Linked DNA regions of Mus musculus: region 2 is linked to region 1. A link is a contact called in ENCODE Hi-C or POLR2A ChIA-PET data. All regions are on one chromosome and are shown on one strand. Each heading gives the region's core, a stretch centred on a gene start or an enhancer-like site at or near the end of the contact. The rest is flanking DNA. Distances are from core to core; before and after follow the strand shown.

The links. A loop is a pair of places that touch in the nucleus more often than their neighbours do. ChIA-PET counts read pairs that join two places held with the same protein, here RNA polymerase II (POLR2A).
Region 2: a loop to region 1 is called in a map of left cerebral cortex, with 6 times the contacts of the local background. The contact joins the promoter of Prkar1a here to the promoter of Wipi1 in region 1. A Hi-C loop is called at or near these places in 6 of 37 maps with a recorded cell type or tissue (heart and left cerebral cortex). POLR2A ChIA-PET finds 5 or more read pairs at or near these places in 4 of 5 experiments (Patski and embryonic stem cell).

The regions. Positions count from the first base shown.
Region 1 is chr11:109,609,112-109,613,418 of GRCm38, forward strand. Wipi1 (WD repeat domain, phosphoinositide interacting 1) reads right to left here and starts at 2,278. Exons shown (of 13, transcript NM_145940.2): 1 at 2,122-2,278. The coding sequence starts at 2,201. Gm11685 (a long non-coding RNA gene) reads left to right here and starts at 4,076. Exons shown (of 3, transcript XR_880280.2): 1 at 4,076-4,307.
Region 2 is chr11:109,649,395-109,653,869 of GRCm38, forward strand. It overlaps Prkar1a (protein kinase, cAMP dependent regulatory, type I, alpha), which reads left to right and starts at 1,555. Exons shown (of 11, transcript NM_001373913.1): 1 at 1,555-1,679; 2 at 4,385-4,475. The coding sequence starts at 4,391.

The DNA of each region.
Region 1 (4,307 bases), core at 1,028-3,527:
TTATTTTAAAATTCAATGTCATACCCTCCAGGGCTCCAAGCAACTGACTGTGACAAGACCTTTTATTTATAGGCGAGGCAGAGCTGCCCAGCAGAGCCTTCATCCAGAAAAGCAGAGCTGACACTGGGGACGGAGGAAATCAACTCTCAAAGCAAGTTCCAGTGTTTGAAAAACAGCATTCTTATCTGGCTGTTACTCTGTATTGCTTAATAAGTAGAGTGGACAACAACAGTTGTTTTCCAAATCCAATCACAAAGTATAACTTAGATGATTTACTGCTTGTAATCAAACTACACCCACCTCCTTAACCCGTGTTCAATTGGGAAGGAAAACATTGTCCAGCATTTCAACAGACATTCTGGTGAACAGTGTTCCACAGGCAGTGCAACAGAACACTCTTGCAAAAGTGTCTTACAAAACATCAGAATTTGATCTATTCTCTCATGCATTTAAGTCTCCTCTTAGGAGATAATCCCGCAAACAACTCAACAGGTTTAAAAACAAAGACATACTAATTTCAGTGCCTGCAGGCTGGCATATAGCTTGGTGGTTGAGTCTTCGCTCAGGGTGACTGAGACATTGGGTCTTAGGCTCAGTACCCTGCAGGCTCCCTACCCCTGCCCTGCTCACCCTATCACACAAGGAAATGGGGCTGGACTTGTCTGGCATGTATAGGGTACCCTGAGTTCCATCATCAGCACTATACAAACAGAGTGTGATGGTACTTCTTGTAATGTCAGTATTCCAGAACGTGAGCCAGGAGGATGAAACTTTGACATTCATCCTCCTCTACTAGGGAACTTGAGGCTGTCCGGATTACATGAGACAACGTTAAAACCAAGCAAGAACAAAATCCCAAGAAAATGCCACAAGGTACCCCACTTAATAGTTTGTGCATATTACATATCTATGGCTATGGGGAGATGTTGTAAGATGTACTTTTTTATTGTGGGTTGTGGTCAGAGGCAGCCTGAGAGTCACTCATGTAGCCAAGCTGTCGAATTACTGGATTATATGATTACACACACAGATTTTTCAAACAAAGACATATTGTTCAGAGCAGGGGTTTTTCAAACAGAAACACAAAGGGAATGAAAACCAGGGCTGCTTATGGCCTTAATTACACCAACGAATGAATGTTCAATATTAGCACAGTTCAGCTAGCAGCAGCCAAGGCACAAGCCTGAAGCTGAGCCCAAACCAGGAACAGAGCAGAAACTGGTACAGCCGGAAGTGGGACACTGGGAAGTGGTCATCCCTGCCCTGATGCTTCAGGGCTCCACATTCCAAAGAGATTAATCCATATGGTCCCCAGGCTGGCTTGCACAAAAACAGGGAAGAAAACAGTAGCTTGTGTCTTAAGATTCAATCCTGCAGATGCCTAGAACTCAGGCAAGCAATCCCTTGTTTATGGACCAAAGTCTAAACGTTGACCATCATAGTGAAACATTAAAAAGCCACTTAAAAGCAACAGGGTGGAGCGCCTGCTTCAGGGATGGGAAGCTGTCTGGGGCAGAGAAAGGGCTCCTGAGCTTCCAGGAGATTCCTGGGACTGGGTGGACAGCGAGTAAACACAGAAAGGCAAATAAAGAAAAGCTTCCTACGGCCAAAGAGACCAGCCAAGATGCCCAGTGCTGGGGCTGGTCGGGCCACAGGGATAGACTGACTGTTTGTCCGAGGCCCTGCCCAAATGCCACGTTGAGATACTCAAGGACAAATGGTAAAGTTTTTCTTCATCTTTCCGACTCTCTGCATCCTCCCTCTTGAGTCAAGTTGCACATTCCTCCCTTCCCTCACCTTTGTTTTGGTCCCTGATCTCCCTTTCGGTCACTAGGTGGCCCACACCAAGTCCCTCCCCCACATTCAAGGTCCCCCCTCCGCCCTCCTTGCTGACTTGTTTGGGTCACCCTAGCCGGCTCTTTCTGGCAGGCGCTGGCTGGCAGTCGTCTGGGTGGGCTCAAACCCCTACAGCCGAGCAACGCCGCGACACAGGCTGCCCTGCCGAGGTACCATCGGCGCGCAGGCCCCGGCTAGCCACCAGTTGCGTTACAGGACAACACCCTTTGGTGGCGACATTCTGTCCCCCACTTCCCTGGCCAGGGGGCTGGCGCCGTGGCTTACGTGCAGTCTTGGTTGAAAGAGAAGCAGCTGAGCGCCGCCTCCACTCGGCCCGGAGGGGCATCTGCGGCTTCGGCCTCCATCGGGGGCTCGACCCGAGAAGCCGCAGCTCTGAGCGGGGGACAGCCACCTCAGCAGCCCGCCCGCGCCGGCTCCGTGGGCCGGCTTGCCGCGTCGGTCCCGCCCCGGGCTCGCCTCCAGACAGACCCCGCCCACTCAGATACCACTTAGCTCCGCCCCTCCATCGTAAGACCCCGCCCTTACACGATTCCCATTTAGCTCCGCCCCACTCCAAACCCCCGCCCCTCCTTCAGAGAATCGGCTGGGTCCTAAAACAGCCAGGCCACGCCCCTGCCTCAAGTACCGCCCCTCTCGGCTCTAGCCCTGCCTGGGACCTTCAGGACCCGCCCTACACATTTCCCACTTAGCCTCGCCCTCTCCACTTCGGGCACCTAGCCCCACCCCCTCACAGCCCTAGCTCCGCCCTGAGCCAACCAGGCCCCGCCCCGAGCCTCCTTCTACCTAGCTTGGTAGCCCCGCCCCCTCTCCAGGCCGTCTCTGTCCCCACCCCGCCTCTTTATCACTGGGAACAGAACTGCTGACCGAACAGAGCCTTCCGCAGACAGCCAGGATTGGCCACCAACTCTTTTAGTCAATCAATAGGGCTAGTGGGCGGGACAGCTGTTGACGACCCGCCCCCTAGTCGGAGAAACCGTTTGCCATTGGCCGAAGGTGCGCGAGGCAAAGGCAGCAGGCCACGTGGTGGTGTTTTCATTGCCAGAGCGTCCAGAGGGTGAGGAGGAGGAGTGGAGCTTCAGGCTTCAAGCCTGCCTTAGCGTCGGAGACAACGCCAAGGAGGCGGGCGGACGCCTGCTTCCTTGCCCGCCCGCTAAGCTTACAGCAGTTGTAGTTGAAATCAGTAGACATCAAAGTCCAGCCGTTTTGGAGAGCCCTTAAGCTTCTCGGAAAAAGATCCCCAGCCGATTAAGAAGCCACATACAGCCCCACAGTTGAGAAAGAGCTCTTGCTAACCCCGACCCTTACATTAACAATATTACCTTGGTATGTTCCTACCCGATTTACTGAAAACCCGGTTAAAGCACTGGCTAGACTATATTATCTAAAACCAACAATACACAGCGGCATGTGAAAGGGTCTTCTTTCAGGACTTGTTATCATACAACTTTGCTCAGCAGTATTTGACCAGACATTCGATTTGTATAGAAAGGAGAGAAACTAGAATACTGTACAAGACAGTACAGCTTGAAGCTCATGTCGTTTGAGATGCATTCTGAAGCAAACTGGAGATTTGCTTCCCAAGCTTGTATACAATTGGTTGTGAGGTGCCTGGTGTGGGTTCTGGGGAACAGAATTCCGCTCATCAGTAAAAACACTGCTGAGCCATCTCTACAGCCTCTGAAATCTTCATCATCGCCATTATTATTACTATGATGATAATGGTGTCACAGTTCTGTAGATTGTGGCAATTCGGTTCATATCCAGCCACCTTGTTTATTATTTATTTATTTTGGATACATTGTCTCAAGCTATAGTCCACCGATCCTCAAGCACTTGGTAACTGATCCTCCTTCCTTGGCTTCCCAGGTCATAGGATCATGGGGTGAACCATCATACTCAGCCATGTTTCCCCAATTCCTGATGAAATGATACATAACATGTACGGATGTTTAGAATGGATGAACAAGAGAGCCTGTTTTGCATAAACTTTTCTTATTGGTTGGTTCTCCTGTTTGGGTTTTCCCAGATAAAATGTAACAGTTTACTTTCTCAAGTCCAATGCTCTGTCGACTCACAGATCTGGCCCGGATGATTGCTATAATCCAACCCCAGAGTAAAGAATTGCTGTTTGGATGTTTTGGTCATCTTAACAAGCTTTTCAGTCCTAGCTGCATCTCCCCCTCCCACCTCCCAGCTCAGCTCAATGCTGCCATCTTTTCGGTTTGGTTGAAAGAGGAAAGAGCCTGGCAGTCTAGGCGCTAAGCTTTTGGAAGTATTAGATGAAGTGCACACTATGGTTTTAAAGTGGGGCCTATTATCAGTTTGTTAATTAAGCAGTTGGACTTTGGGGAGGCAGCGATGGGAGCTGGGCTTAGTCTTTGCCTAGGAGTGTGTCATGATAAAAGCAGTGTCATGGGCAGATAAACTTGGCCAGTGTCTGCAGATCAAAT
Region 2 (4,475 bases), core at 305-2,804, 40 kb after region 1:
TCCCTCTCCCGTTTGCCAGCTTAGGGCTGGGTTTATCAGCACTGGAGAGGGGGAAAGCCTGCATGATGGCGACTCGGTCTTTAATCTTCCACTCTACCCATCTCTGGAAAAGAAGCCATTGATCAACATCCTGGTGAGAGGCTGCAGAGGGAGCGGCTTCCTTCTCTTCCCCCTTCCTTCCTCTGACTACTAGGGGGGGTAATCATAACTAATGTTCAGAGCCCTTATCATAGTCTGGGTATTCCAAGACAAAGTCAGGCTTAAAAAGGTGAAATTTACAAACACCACTTAACCCAAATATCTTAACTGGGGATCACTGTGAAAATTATGCAGGAGATATTGTAACCTTTTTTGGTACTAAGTGTTAAATCCGTGATATTTTCTACGCACATTGCCCTAGCACATACACGATGAGGCTGTCAACACCTTGCAGCTACTCAGAACCACACACTGCAGGGGCCTATTTTATTTATGTATTTATTTAGGCCCACTTTATTTATTTAATTCATATGCCTAAAATTGTGTCCCTTGCTTTCATTTTCACATACTTAAGGGGAAAGTTGACTGAAGGAATAATGAAGTCGCCTTTTCTCTTGTTTTCTCATGCAGCTCAGATTTCTTGCTTGGTCAATGATTTGATCTGCCCATCTGTCTGTACTGCCCATGACGCAGTCTGGCATAATAGGAGGCTAGGGCATTATCAGGACTCCGGGCTCCTCTTGGAAGTCTCCCTACATCTGGTGCTTCTGTAGGCACGGTAGGGCCTCCATTGATGACAGCTCACTTGTGGAGACAGTAGTCAGATTAGCCAAGCAGAGGCTTGATAGGGGCTCAGATTTCCTGGACCGGATGACAGGCCCGAGTCCGGAACCCCGGGTATTGCGGGGGTCTACACAGGATGCGCGCTCTGTCCATCAGGAGCATCTCAGCATCCGCTTGCGCTCAGCTGTGGTAGATCCGCTAGGGCCTCCTCCTCTTCCAACAGCAGGGATCTCCTTGTCCGCCCAGCGTCCTGTAACCCCATCCCCCTCCCTGCCGTCCCATAGCACCCAGGGCGGAGTCGCCCACCTGTCACCGAATCGTCCCACGTGGGTCTGCGGTAGGAGGGTCGAAGGGAGGGAGAAAAGACAGAGGCGTGGAGGGAGGCAGACGCAAGAGCCACCGAGGAACCGAGGAGAGGCTGAGATCTCCGAACAGCTAAACAATCTAGAGGACCCCCCACCACACCTGGTAAGGAAGGGACAATAAAGGAGACAGAAACGGGTTAGCAGAAAGAGAAGGAAAAAGATGAGAGCGATGAAGGGGCTACGTATACGCGACAAGATAAAGATGGAGAGGTGCCCTGCAAGAGAACGGTTCTAGCTAGATGACGACGGGCTAAGGGTAGGGGGTGGGAGTAGCCGGTGGTGGGCTTGAGGGGGGTGGGGATGGGGTTGGAGGAGGATCCTAGGCGTCTGCGCCTTTAAGGTTGCCAAGGCAACCGCCCTGGCCAGAGCGAGGCGCATTGACGTCAGCAGCCGAACGCTGATTGGCCGCGGTCGGCTGGTTTCCGGTGGAGCCGTCGCCGAGCCGCTATCGCAGAGTGGTAGTGAGGCTGCGAGCTGAGCCCGCTGGACGCTCGGTCACCCCGGCCGCCTCGCCCTGCGTTAGCCCCTGCTCGTGCCGCCGCCCGCCCTCAGGTGAGTGCGGGCCCGAGGCCTGACCGGGGAGTCGCCGGCCGCGGCGCTCCGCTGCGCGTCCCTGAAGGCGCGGGAGCGAGCCAAGATGGCGCCCCGGGGAGCGCGCTGCGGGGGGACGGCCGCACCCCCTGCGCCTCCGAGGCGGCCTCGGGGCCTGTCGCAGGCCTCGCACTGTCCCCCGGGGTCCGCCCTTGCACCGTTCCCCGCGGGGCCGTAGGCCGCCCCTGCCCCCCGCCGTTCCGCCCCCGTCCTGAGTGTCTCCGGGTCCCCGGTCCTGCGCTGCCCTCGGCTCCCCGGCCGCCTCCGCCCCCGCGCGCCGCGGCCTCGGCGCCCGTCCTCCCTCCCCCACTTCCTGAAGGACAAGAGCTCGGTATTTTTTTTTTTTTTTTAAACCGGAATCCGCCATGGCTTTTCGGTCTTAGCCTCGCCACTCGGCTGTAGTCTTCATCTCTGCCCAGTCGTTTCTTCTGCCCTGGCTTCCCCCCTCCTCTTCGCGGGCTCGTCTCCCTCCACCCCTCCGCTCGGTGATTTCAGCCTAGCTCCATTTCCCTTTGTCCCCCTAACACTTCTCGTCCTTTCCAGCCCCCACCACCGCCCACCCCAGCCTCCCCAGGCCTCCCGCTCCGCTCCACTCCACGTCTGCGGCCTCCTGCCTGGTGGGGGATGAGGGGCCGTCTTGCTGCTCTCAGTGATCATGACCGTGGCCTAAGTGAAGTGAAGGGCACTTTCCTGCCCTCCCTCGTGAAAATACGCGGCGCCCGTTAACCCTTAACTCCAGCCCAGAGCGGGTGTGGGGACAGCCGATGACTTGAGGGAGCCAGGATAGATAGGTTTCTTGAGCAGAGAAATGAAGGCTCGCATTTAGATGATGACCCCCACCCCACCCCCCAGGCTGTGTTAGTGTTACTTGGCATCCTTTAGATGTGGGCCCTGTCAGCAACAGGCTCCCAAAGGCGGTTTAAATATGTCCTCCAGTATAGTCCTTCTGAAAGCAAGAGTGTCATCAGAACCGAATTTCCTCAAGAATCCCCCTTCTTACGAATACTCGATGCAGTGATGATGGTTTTAGTGTTTGTTTTGGAGAGAAGCTAAGTTGTGGGGTTTTTAAAAAGTAAATACAAACGTGGAACCAAGACATACCCGATTAAAAATCCTAAGGCCATAAAATTAGATTATTTGGCGTTTCACATGATGACTGGTGTTTGTATTTTCTTTACCAGTGCCTGCCTTTTGGTCTTTGTAATGCATACACCATTTTTCACTTATCAGCCCTAGTTGCGCCATCCTTCCCAGCCAGAGACAGGATCTAAGAGGGATTTCTCTGATCAGTTAAATATATGTGCTGACATTCTTGAAATATGGCTGGATGCTTCGAAGCATAATAGATTTGTTTTTATCCACGTTCCTGGTGGCCTTCAGTATTTGAAATGGAGAAAGTTCCAATGAAGTGGATTCTTTGTCTCGTTCCGTGCTCTGACCTGGAAGCACAACAAGAACAAACGATATCTGACAGTAGAAACCTTCCCTTCAGTGTTTCTTCTGAACTGACGGTGGTGTGTGTGTGTGTCTGTCTGTCTGTCTGTGGCTTCTAATTTCTTTCTGTGCTTGTCATGGAGCTACAAACTTTGTCCTGGTCTGTTGCGTGCATATTATTGACCTTTATCTTGAAAACTGTCAAAACAAAACATTAGTGCAGCACTTTAAAATGGCTCCTTATCCTTATCTTTTAACTCACAGGTTAACCTTAGAGGGTCTGTGAGCATTATAATTTGAAGAGTGGTTATGTGGAATTGGTATGCAGAGTGGAGAGGGCGTCATCTTCTAATCTCAAGTGCTTAGTAATTAGGAGTTAGGAGGAAAACTGAATAGCTGCATAAAGTACTGAGCTTTTAGTCCTGAGGCAGCTTGGCTGCCCATTATTGTGTTTCTATTTCATATTAATGTTGCTCAAATTCAGTTTTAGCTATTGAGTCATCCTGTAAGCTGTAAACTAGCATGTTTTAATATATTCCTGTCTAGATGAAGAAAATCTTAGTTTGCTTGGTAGAGATTATTTTCCTCTAGTACAGCCTTTTCAACTCTTTCTGCTGGTAATTGTATTTCTAAGTCACGGGCAGAGTTAGTCAAAGAAGGGAATGAAAGATTGCTGAGGAAAGGCACCCGAGGCTGCTTTTGTGTTTCAGAAAATTCGATTCCACTAATATTTGGCTAATCAGCTTCTTTGCCCTTGTGGTTTGCTGTGACATTAGCTGCGCTCATGGGATGGGAGGTGCACTCAGGGGAATGTCAGGTGTTCTTTGTGAGCTGTGCTTTCACTTAGAGCCGACCTGTGTGCCCTTGTAATTCTCTGACCTGCTTCCCACTTACATACTTCCCACGTCATCATCGTCATGTCTTTTGCAAGAGAACTGAATGAAATCTCCAGAGGGCTTGGGGCCTCAGCACTGCCTCAGTTGCTCAGCAGGGCAGGCACGCTGGCTCATACTTCCTCCCAGGAGCTATGGGTCTTCTCTGCGTGACCTGCCCAGCGGAGACAGTAGAAACTTGGGATAGTTTATATCCAACCCCCACCTCCTCTTTAAACACAAATGCTGTTGAGTAAAGAAATGTTTGAATCTGCTGTCTCGTGAATTTAAGTAAGTCCCAGGCCAGATCTGCATCTGTGCTTTCTAGCTTACCCAGCATGTGTGTTCTTTGTCTCCCAGAGAACCATGGCGTCTGGCAGTATGGCAACCAGTGAGGAAGAGCGGAGTCTCCGGGAATGCGAGCTCTATGTGCAGAAGCACAATATCCAGG